Regions from separate parts of the Homo sapiens genome. Here region 2 is linked to region 1. Evidence: chromatin loops called from intact Hi-C (ENCODE). Cell type or tissue: heart right ventricle. All regions are shown on one strand.

What was found. A loop is a pair of places that touch in the nucleus more often than their neighbours do. Peaks named below come from ENCODE experiments on the same cell type or tissue, not always from the same donor. Only the 100,000 strongest peaks of a DNase experiment are listed, where the experiment ranks them.
Region 2: a loop joins it to region 1, with 4 times the contacts of the local background. A loop is called at or near these places in 83 of 110 quality-filtered maps.

The regions. Positions count from the first base shown.
Region 1 is chr11:62,105,224-62,110,223 of GRCh38, forward strand. No RefSeq gene overlaps it. Among named protein-coding and RNA genes, the nearest start is that of INCENP, 16 kb to the right of the region's middle. In heart right ventricle, a CTCF peak has its summit at 2,963 (motif pointing left); a DNase peak (open chromatin) is centred at 328; H3K4me3 peaks cover 1,094 bases; H3K27ac peaks cover 3,280 bases.
Region 2 is chr11:61,799,696-61,804,695 of GRCh38, forward strand. FADS1 (fatty acid desaturase 1) reads right to left here. Exons shown (of 12, transcript NM_013402.7): 7 at 4,990-5,000; 8 at 3,975-4,072; 9 at 3,668-3,764; 10 at 3,337-3,416; 11 at 3,106-3,231; 12 at 1-2,767. The coding sequence ends at 2,716. Among named protein-coding and RNA genes, the nearest start is that of FEN1, 9.3 kb to the left of the region's middle. In heart right ventricle, no CTCF peak of the experiment used is centred here; no DNase peak of the experiment used is centred here.

The DNA of each region.
Region 1 (5,000 bases):
ATGGTGAAGGAAACTCCCACCAGAAACACGACAGCTTACATACGCCATGGCAACATCCGGAAGTTACCCTATATGGTCTAAAAAGGGGAGGAACTCTCATTTCTGGGAATTCTCTGACCTTTTCCTGGAAAATTCATGAATAAGCCACCCTTGTTTAGCATGTGAGCAAGAAACAAACATAAAAATAGCAACCTGCAACTCTCACGGCTGCTCTTCCGATGGCATAGCCACTCTTACTCCTTTACTTTTAAAATAAACTTGCTTTCACTTTACTCTGTTAACTCTTGAATTCCTTCCTGTGCAAAGCCAAGAACTCACGTCGCCTCCTGGGCTGAACTCCAATGTGGGGGTTCACCCTGTGACAGGTGGATGGGCTGGAGTCCAGGAGTTCGGGTCCAGCCTAAGCAACATAGTGAGACCCCCCATCTCTATTTTTTTCTCAGACAGTATAAGAGACAGATGAAGCAAAGTGCATAAATGGCTGTGAGGAGCATGTGGTTTGTCAAAGCTGGAACTTTATTTACAAACAAGTTCCAGCATTATCTGAGTGGGTGCTGCTAACAATTATAGCGTGTTCTTTCAAACTGCAGACTGGGATTAGACGGTTTGCCAAAAAGCCACTGAGTACATCAAAGCGAGAATTCTGAATTCTCCATTTATCTTCAGATTTATCACTCCCTCCCTCTGTGCCCTTCTCTGCATCTGCTGTATGTGAGTATGGAGAGTCCACACAATTCAGTCTGTACCAGTGGTCTAGGTTTTCAACTACATCTCATTGGTCAAGCATGTTTGCATTCACAGAAGGAACCCTACCCCCATTTTTGTTTTCCTGTTTTATTTTTAGTACATTTTAGGCCTTAAGAATGTAGGGTTTTTTTGTTTGTTTTTTTTTCCTATGAGACGGGAGTCTTGCTCCATAACCCAGGCTGGAATGCAGTGGCATGATCTCGGCTCACTGCAACCTCCCCGTCCCGGGTTCAAGCGATTCTCCTGCCTCAGCCTCCCATGTAGCTAGGAATACAGGCATGCACCACCATGCCTGGCTAATTTTTTTTTTAATTTTTTTTTTAATTTTTAGTAGAGACGGGGTTTCACCATGTTGGCCAGACTTGTTTTGAACTCCTGACCTCAGGTGATCCGCCCACCTTGGCCTCTCAAAATGCTGGGATTACAGGCATGAACAACCATGCCTCACCAATAGTGTTTTATCATACAGAAATAGAAATTACAAATCTCTCAGGAAGTTCTTTGGAAGTGCAGCTTTAAAGACATACTTTTTGACCCCCACTGTTTTCTTTTGCCCAGCTTGGATATGTGTTCTGCCTTCATTGTCTCTTCAAGGAGGCATTCACAGGCAGCAGAGCTCTTTTGTGGAGGAACTTTTATAACATTGTCAGTTGCTTTAAGCAGACGTTCTCAAGGCTGATCTGTAGGCTGGATCCAGTGGCTGACAAGGATTTTACTGATTTGTACAATACGAGAAAAATAAGAACAATGCAATGAGTTTTTCATAAAGGAATTTTTTTTTTTTTGAGATGGAGTTTCACTCTTGTCGCCCAGGCTGGAGTGCAGTGGTGCAATCTTGGCTCACTGCAAACTCTACCTCCTGGGTTCAAGTGATTCTCCTGCCTCAGCCTCCTGAGTAGCTGGGATTATGGGTGCCCACCACCATGCCTAGCTAATTTTTGTATTTTTAGTATTGATAGGGTTTCACCATGTTGGCCAGGCTGGTCTCTAATTCCTGACGTCAGGTGATCCGCCCGCCTCGGCCTCCCAAAGTGCTGGGATTACAGGTGTGAACCACCGTGCCTGGCCTCATAAAGGAATTTATTTGTGTCACTTTGACGTATTCTGAGATTGCATGCCCTCTTCTTTTTGAGTTTAAATGTCTTTTATAATAGTAGGATAATAAGAGATAGGTGTTAAAAAAAAACCCATACATATTTACTTAATAAAATTAACTCAATGCTTAAACGTATTTGCAAATTTTGCTACTCTGTGAAATCCAAAAGTCCAGAGAACTACCATTTTAATGAATGCAACTTGAGATTTAATGTGATACAATGGATTTAATAAGATTTAATTAAATTCCATTCTGATGAGAAAGTTTTAGATAATCCAGCTCTCCATATTCAGAAAAGTCAACCTACCAGCCCAATTTAATGCTTAGATCCACCACAGGGAAGCAGAAATCAGTCTGGATAATGAAGACCAGAGAGCCAGACTCTTAGACCTAAAGGAACTTCAGAGATCACGTCTCATCATACAGCTGAGAAAATAGACTTGATGGTTTGTATTCCTGGTCCTGCCATTTACTTGCCATTGCCTTGAGCTAGCTACTCACCACAACTGCAAAGGGTCCCTTCAGGTCTGAAATTCTGAAACTTAACAAGTAACATATTAAGAAAAAGAGATGAGGCCGGGCACGGTGGCTCACACCTGTAATCCCAGCACTTTGGGAGGCTGAGGCAGGCGGATCGCTTGAGGTCAGGAGTTCCAGAACAGCCTGGCCAACATGGTGAAACCTCGTCTCTACTAAAAATACAAAAAGTAGTCGGGCGTGGTGGCACATGCCAGTAATTCCAGCTACTTGGGAGGCTGAGGCAGGAGAATCGCTTGAACCTGGGAGGCGACAGTTGCAGTGAGGTGAGATTGCACCACTGCACTCCAGCCTGGGTGACAGAGTGAAACTGTCTGAAAGAAAAAAGAAAAAGAAAAAGAGATCCATCCTCATGGGTAAAGGGTAAAATCCAGGGAAATTCAAGCTGATGCAGAAAACAACAAAATACTCATTTTTTTATTGCCCCAAATGGCCACGATTCATAAGGCTTTATTGTAGCTTGGTATGGAGGGGAAAACCAGATTCCTTATCCCACCCACCTGCCTCTTGCTTTCCTAATAAAGGTGTCATGGTAGTTCAAGGCCTGCGGATCAGTGGATCCAAATGCGAACAGTTACTGCCCCCTAGTGGATTTACAGTATGGTGCTCATTTATAAATTCAGATTAAAGCTTGACTGCCCTGTTGCTGAAAGAATTCATCTTTGGCGGTGGAGGGACCTTAAGAAGCCACCTTCATTTTTATGTTTTAACATGTTTTAATGCCCTCATTCTGCAGATGGGGACACTGGTCCTCTAAGTCACGTAGGTGCCCCAGGGCTTTTTGTTCCAAGTCCGGGGCCCACGCCACTGCACCACAGTTTCATTAGGCTGCACGAGCTCCAGCTATTTCTGGAGTTGCTGGGGAACTACCATGACCCGTCCTTCTGTGGCAGGGAAAGCAAGATACCACCTCATGTTTGGTTTGCCTCCCACTGCGACTTTTGCTGTGGAGGACACCTCTGACACAGCTACGTGACCTAGTAAGGCACACAGGGAGAATGCCGTGTGATCATGAAGGCAGATTTTCAGCAAAACACCAGAGCCAGGCCAGTGTGGTGGCTCACGCCTATAACCCCAGCACTTTGGGAGGCGGAGGCTGGTGGATCACCTGAAGTCAGGAGTTCAAGACTAGCCTGACCAACATGGTGAAACCCCATGTACTAAAAATACAAACATTAGCTGGGTATGGTGGCGGCGCCTGTAATCCCAGCTATTTGGGAGGCTGAGGCAGGAGAATCATTTGAACCCAGGAGGTGGAGGTTGCAGTGAGCTGAAGATCGCACCATTGCACTCCAGCCTGGGCGACAAGAGTGAAACTCCATCTCAAAAAAAAAAAAAAACACAATAACAACAACAAAACACCAGAAGCCACGACAGCTGCACCAAACAGATTCACCCTCATGGCTCTCAGAAGGGGCTGACCCAACCAACACCCTGATCTCAGACTTCTGACTTCCACAATCGTGGGATTACACATTTCTGCGGTCTAAGCTGCTCCGTTTGTGACACTGTTACAGCAGCTCTAGCAAGTGAATACAGATTTTGCAGAGATTTATCCCTCAAACACTTTTCAGTGGTTACTTTGATTTTGCTGAACCAAATTAAGTTGACTTCCCCAAAGCAGCCAACGACTGGAAAACTTCAAATTGTAAGGATATGTGAACTTCGAATCTCCAGTCCAGTGACTCATCCTGAGCAGGAATTCCTTATACAATGTCTTTGTCAGCCAGGGTAAAAAAGGGTGCTGTGCCCTTACAAAGAAAGTATGACAAAGAAACAGAGAAAGCTGGACTGCCCACAGCCAGACAAACTATTCTGTAATAGAAGTTAGGCTTAGAATGCAATGAAGAATTAACGTGCTCGACTACCTTCAATACTTGGAGCTACAGAGAGGTGCTTCTGATGAAGCTGGAAATGAGGAAAACGGAAAACACAGTTGTCACCTGGGAGCTCAACTCTGAGATCACTTATAAGGGATCAGAGCAGAGACACGCAAGGTCACCTGAGCAAAGCAAAAGGAAAGTCAGAGAAGCAAATGTTGGCATTTCCTATCCAAGCGCTGTATAAGGGAGAATGAGTTTCAGTCACCAAACCTGAAGTATCTCCTGTTCTAAAGGACAGGTTCTCCTTTTAGGTGGAGATAGATGCAGGGAGTTATGGCTGGAGGACTTCATGTATTTCTGATTCCATCGGCAAGACTCTCTCTGATATAAATGGAATGCACTAAGCTGTCATAGTTTGATGCCATTAACCATTCCTCGAATTGGCCTTCTTCCTTCATGATCACATGGCGTTCTCCCTGTGTGCCTTACTAGGTCCTTGGCTGTGTCTGAGGCGTCCTCCATAGTTTGATGCCATTAATAATTCCTCTAATTGGTAAATATTCCTCTAAACTATTAGCAACCCCATGCTAACTCCGTGAGTACTGACAACCTTCAGATTATCCGTGGCTTCCATTGTGCCTTAGAGAGAGAACACACTGGATTGCCCCCAGGTTAACTGGCTACTCATGACAATAATTCTTCATACTAAACCCTCAATAAAAGCCTCTGGCCAGGTGCAGTGGTTCACGCCTAAAATCCCAGCACTTTGGTGGGCCAAGGCAGGAGGATTACTTGAG
Region 2 (5,000 bases), 310 kb before region 1:
GAATACTGATATTGGGCCTGATTTAAAAAATGCCTCTGGCCAGGTTGTAAAAAAGTGAAAGTAACAAAGATAAACATAGAAGTTGGAGTTGTAAAAAAGTGAGTTGGAATTCATGCTGCCATGATCTACTTGACCAGAGGCAGCTTTTCCTCTCTAAGCCTATTTTATATCTGTCAGTGGATTTGAGATCACTCATTTTACCATTGTAACATTCCGAGCCTTTTGTCACTGTGTGTCCCTTTGTGGCCATGTAAGAGACCACACTGCTGTAGGCTGAGAAGGCCACAGTGGTTCAGGTGCTTTGAGGACTTGGTCTTGGCTCAATAGAGCCTCACTGGTGTTTGCTCAGATTGGGCAGCCTATGCCCAAAGCTACTTGGCTAAACAGGCTGGTGACACCACACCCAAAAGGTGGCAAAGAATAGGAATAGGAAGGATCAGCACCTATTTTGGAGTGAGGAAGCCAATGGAGGTACAACTCCTCAATTCTAAGTTTTTGTTGTTTTTTTTTTTTTTGAGACAGGGTCTTGTTCTATCACCCCAGGCTGGAGTGCAGTGGTGTGATCTCAGCTCGCTGCAGGCTTGACCTCCTGGGCCCAAGTGATCCTCCTGCCTGGACCTCCCAAAAGTGTTGGGATTACAGGCATGAGCCACTGCATCCAGCTTGCTTCTAATTTTCCTACCCAGGCTGTTTTAAACCTAGTTCTCCAGCTAAGTAAAATGTGCCCAAATGGAAAACATCTAAATCTTCTGCAGCCCATTCTTCCTGTGTCTTTGTGTTGACAAACCTCTAATCTTCCATGTCTTTGTGTTGACAAACCTAACCTTCCATGTCTTTTTGTTGACAAACCTCTAACCTTCCATGTCTTTGTGTTGACAAACCTCTCCATGGGTGGTGCATCTGACCCTATCCCAACATGCCTTAGGACGCTCATCTCCTTGACTGTCTGCCATCCCCTCCCAAAACTAAGTGGAGGCTCTGTCTTTTCCTCCTAGTTTGAGGTTCTCTTCTCCCAGTGTCTAAAATGATCAATATGCCTAGAGTAGATGCTGCTGAAGAGGCAAAGTAGTAATCCTGCCACCTGGAAGCAAAGGCTGTGGGTTGGAGGGGGAAGCGGGTGTGAGGGCTGATGATAAGCCCTAGGAGGCTCCTGAGTCATATTCCTATGTTTGCTCTCTGGAGAGATGGGCTAAACTGTTTATCTTTTAAAAACCAGATGATTAAAAAGTTACATTTTAGTATTATACTGATAGGAATATAGGATAATCTCTTCTAAAGCCTATTTGGTTTCCAGAAGAGTTAGATACTTGAACAAGAGTGGACAGAGTAAGATACCTAGCTACAGCAATAGAAATCACAAACTGTTCTGTGGTTTTAATCTTCCTATTTCTGATTTAGAAGTATGAAGTGATCATATTTAATCTTTCTGCTCCTGCTCAAAAATAATTCTATAACATCATTTAGGTTATAGAAAGTTTCTACTTATAGCCCTTACATTCTTTATGACCGAAATCTGTGTCTTTCCTCATGACTGATAATTATCTCCCAATTTGGTCACTTCTGCTAATTGCTATTTTATTAAACTTGAAATTTTAGGTTGGGAAGCAAAGGGAAACCACTGGGCATCCCCTTTGTTTCTAGGGAGAAAAGACTAACTTGTCCCATCTGCTCACTTGCTTATGGAGCTAAAAGACCCCCAGTCCTAGAAGTGTTCTGTTCCTGAGGAGTGGTTAAAGAGGTGAAAAGAAGAGGTGAATTAAAAGATGAAAGAGCTTTTTAAATAGCCAGCAACTCTCTCTACCATCTGTTTTGGTAAGAGCTAGCACCTCTTGTTCTCTTTAGACCCTGGAGGGAATAAACCAAAATCAGTGGTTCCAGGATCCTTCAGAGCCAAAAGACCCCAATACCACAGTCTTGACCTTTGCCCTGCCTGCTTCTGAAACTGGAGAATGGCATCTCCCAGCAGCCTAAGGCAGACATAGGTCATACCTATCCCTGGGCAGCGAGCTGAGCTCCCACAGACTGAGTTGTGCTGGATCTCAGAATTCTAAGCATTAATGTTTCCTTGCTGTTATAATTCTTGCTCATCAGGTTCAACTGCCTTATCCCTCTGAGGTTTGCAAATGAGGATGGAGAAGCCACTGAGAAATGGACCAGTGAGCTGAGCTCACCTTTTATATGAGTGGATTTTTTTTTTTTTTTTGAAATGGAGTCTTGCTCTGTCGCCCAGGCTGGAGTACAATGGCGTGATCTCAGCTCACTGCAACCTCCACCTCCCCGGTTCAAGCGATTCTCCTGCCTCAGCCTCCTGGGTAGCTGGGATTACAGGCGCGTGCCACCACGCCCGGCATGAGTGGAATTTTAGTGTTAAATCTCTTCCTGACTCTGGGTTCAGTAGGTCCCTCCTCTTCTGTTACCCTCCTGGTTCTCTCTGTTCACCAACTACCTGCATGTGCCAAACTAGAAAAAGGAAATAATTTACACCCCTGCCCCAACAGCTCCTTCCCTCCTAGGGACTTCTGTGTCCACCCCCCACTTTGGGTCTTAGAACTGTGGCTAGAAGATAAAAGGGAGGAGTTTGAGTCAGAGGCTTTATGTCCCCAAACCCAACCCCCTCTGAGTATTAAACTATAGTGGCATTGTCCCTCAAGCTCCCCTCTGCCTTGGCTCCAGAGTCTTCCTCCTCTTCTTCCAGACTGGGCAGGGTGGCTGTTGTTATTGGTGAAGATAGGCATCTAGCCAGAGCTGCCCTGACTCCTTTAGTGAGCTGCAGGGACAAAATGGGGGCAGACAGTGAGGGAGACAAGCAGAGTTGAACCCACCGGAGATGGAGCAGTGAGGTTAAGGCCTTCTTCCATCTGGAGGTTTTCCTCCCCTCTACTTTAGAGAAAGCTAGCTTGGGCCATGGTACTGAGGGGAACCCCAATGAGGGCAAAGGCCTGACCTGGCCACAGGTCCAATAAAGAATCCTGCCTTTGCCATGGTGAACTCCATCCCACACGACTGGGAACACCTTCTGTTCACTCCCCACCCTACATGTCATCATTTCCATTGCCCTGCCCTCTTCCCTCCCTACTAGCCATCTTCCTGGTCTCAGATACTCACTGGATGATGTCGGCGAAGGCTGACAGCAGGGGCTTGGACTGGTACTCTATGCCATGCTTGGCACACAAGGACTGCACCAGGGGAGCCACTTTGTGGTAATTGTGTCGAGGCATCGTGGGAAAAAGACTTTAGGGAGAACGGGGGAGTCAGTGGTTCCTGCTTCTCTGCTCCCACCTGTACCCAACACTTACACCCTCCCCAGGACCCTGCTTCCCCAGGCTCCCTACTCACTGGTGCTCAATCTGGAAGTTGAGGTGTCCACTGAACCAGTCATTGAAGGCAGACTTGTGGACATTGCATGTGGCCTGGAGCTGGCGGAAAAGGTCAGGGGAGAGCATGTTGAATATCAGATGGAAAGGCCAGCCCAGCATTCTCCAGGTAAAGCTGGCTGAGGAAGGGACATGAGACTGTCTTGGTCACTCCCTTCACATGGTTGCAGAACAAGAGCCTCAGGCTAATGAGAAAATGCTGTTTGGGGGACTTTTTGTTTTTGCTGTTTTCACCTACGCATCCTTTTCAATAGTTGTGTTATGCTCCAGTCTTCTGAGTGACTGTCCCTTACCTGGGTGGAAACCCAGTCCATGTTCCGGTCATGATCAATGTGCATGGGAATATGGTTCATCTGTGTCACCCACACAAACCAGTTGCTTTCCAGGAACCTGTTAGATGTATTACACAGACAAAAACAGTACACACAGAGCCCAGAATTCTGATTCCCCCCTCAGATAACTGCTCCAGCCTGTCTACTTTCCCAAGCCAACTCCTGAAACACCCACTGTTACCCAAAGCCCCAGCACGGCCCCTAGACCAGACTGGTCACTCCCCAACATTTCCTTCACCAGTCCCTATCCGCCCCCACCGAATACTACCTGACTATGAAGAAAAGGCCCAGGAAGGCTTTCAGCCCCAATAGTGGCACATAAGTGAGGAAGAAGCGGACGTAGAAGGTAATCATCCAGGCCAAGTCCTATAGTGAGAAAAGCAGCGAGCATAACAGTCACGAACAACTCTTCCTCTTCCTCTCAGCAGCTCTTTGTTTGCATGGTGCAGCCATTCTCCTGGTTATCCAGACTCACTCATCTTCAGCTTCTCAGGGGTCCAATCCTGCAGTATCTAGTGCCACTGCTCCTTTCTTCCATTCCCATTGGCACCCCCCAGCCCTTCTTGCATGTCCCCTTCAAAAGTACCAAGGCCTACAAGGTCTCTTTGCCTCTAGCTCTTCCTAGCCAATCTAAATCCTTCAGCATGCCGCCAAATGAATCTGCCAGGACCATGGCTCAGTCCATGCCAGTGCCCTGATCAAATCTCTCATCACTGAACCAAGCACCATACTCTTCCCCTGACACTAGTCCTCCACAATATGTCTGGTGGTCAAACTTACCCCTCATTTCCAGCTTCTCTGCTCAGAGTTCATCCCCCCTGCTCCACCTCTGCCTGTCAGAAACCCTGCCCAGCCTCAAGGCCAGCTAGAAAAGTGACTTCACAAAGCCAGGTGCAGTCAGGCCCCTTTTGGAGTCCCCAGAACCTATTGCCTGTACCTCTTTTCTGATTAATAACCACATTCTGCTTCATCAGAAGTTTCCTTGAAAGTAGGTATTGTCTCTCATTCATCTTCCCCATTCCCAACTCAGCCCCCTGGCATTATGCCCAGTACAAGAACCTCTGGAGACACTGACCGCATGAAATTACACATTGGGAATCAGGCTGCCTGCTAAGCTCAAATCATTTCGTCCCACTTAGAGATAAGGAGGATCTGTGTCTGGTTCTATTATTTTGTTCTAAATTAGGCCTAGAGTCAGTCTCAAGTTTCCCCTGGGGAACCCCTATCCCCCACTCTGGGTGCTGGAGACAAGGATGTGGGCTTCTTGGGCCATGGATACTCACCACCCACTTCT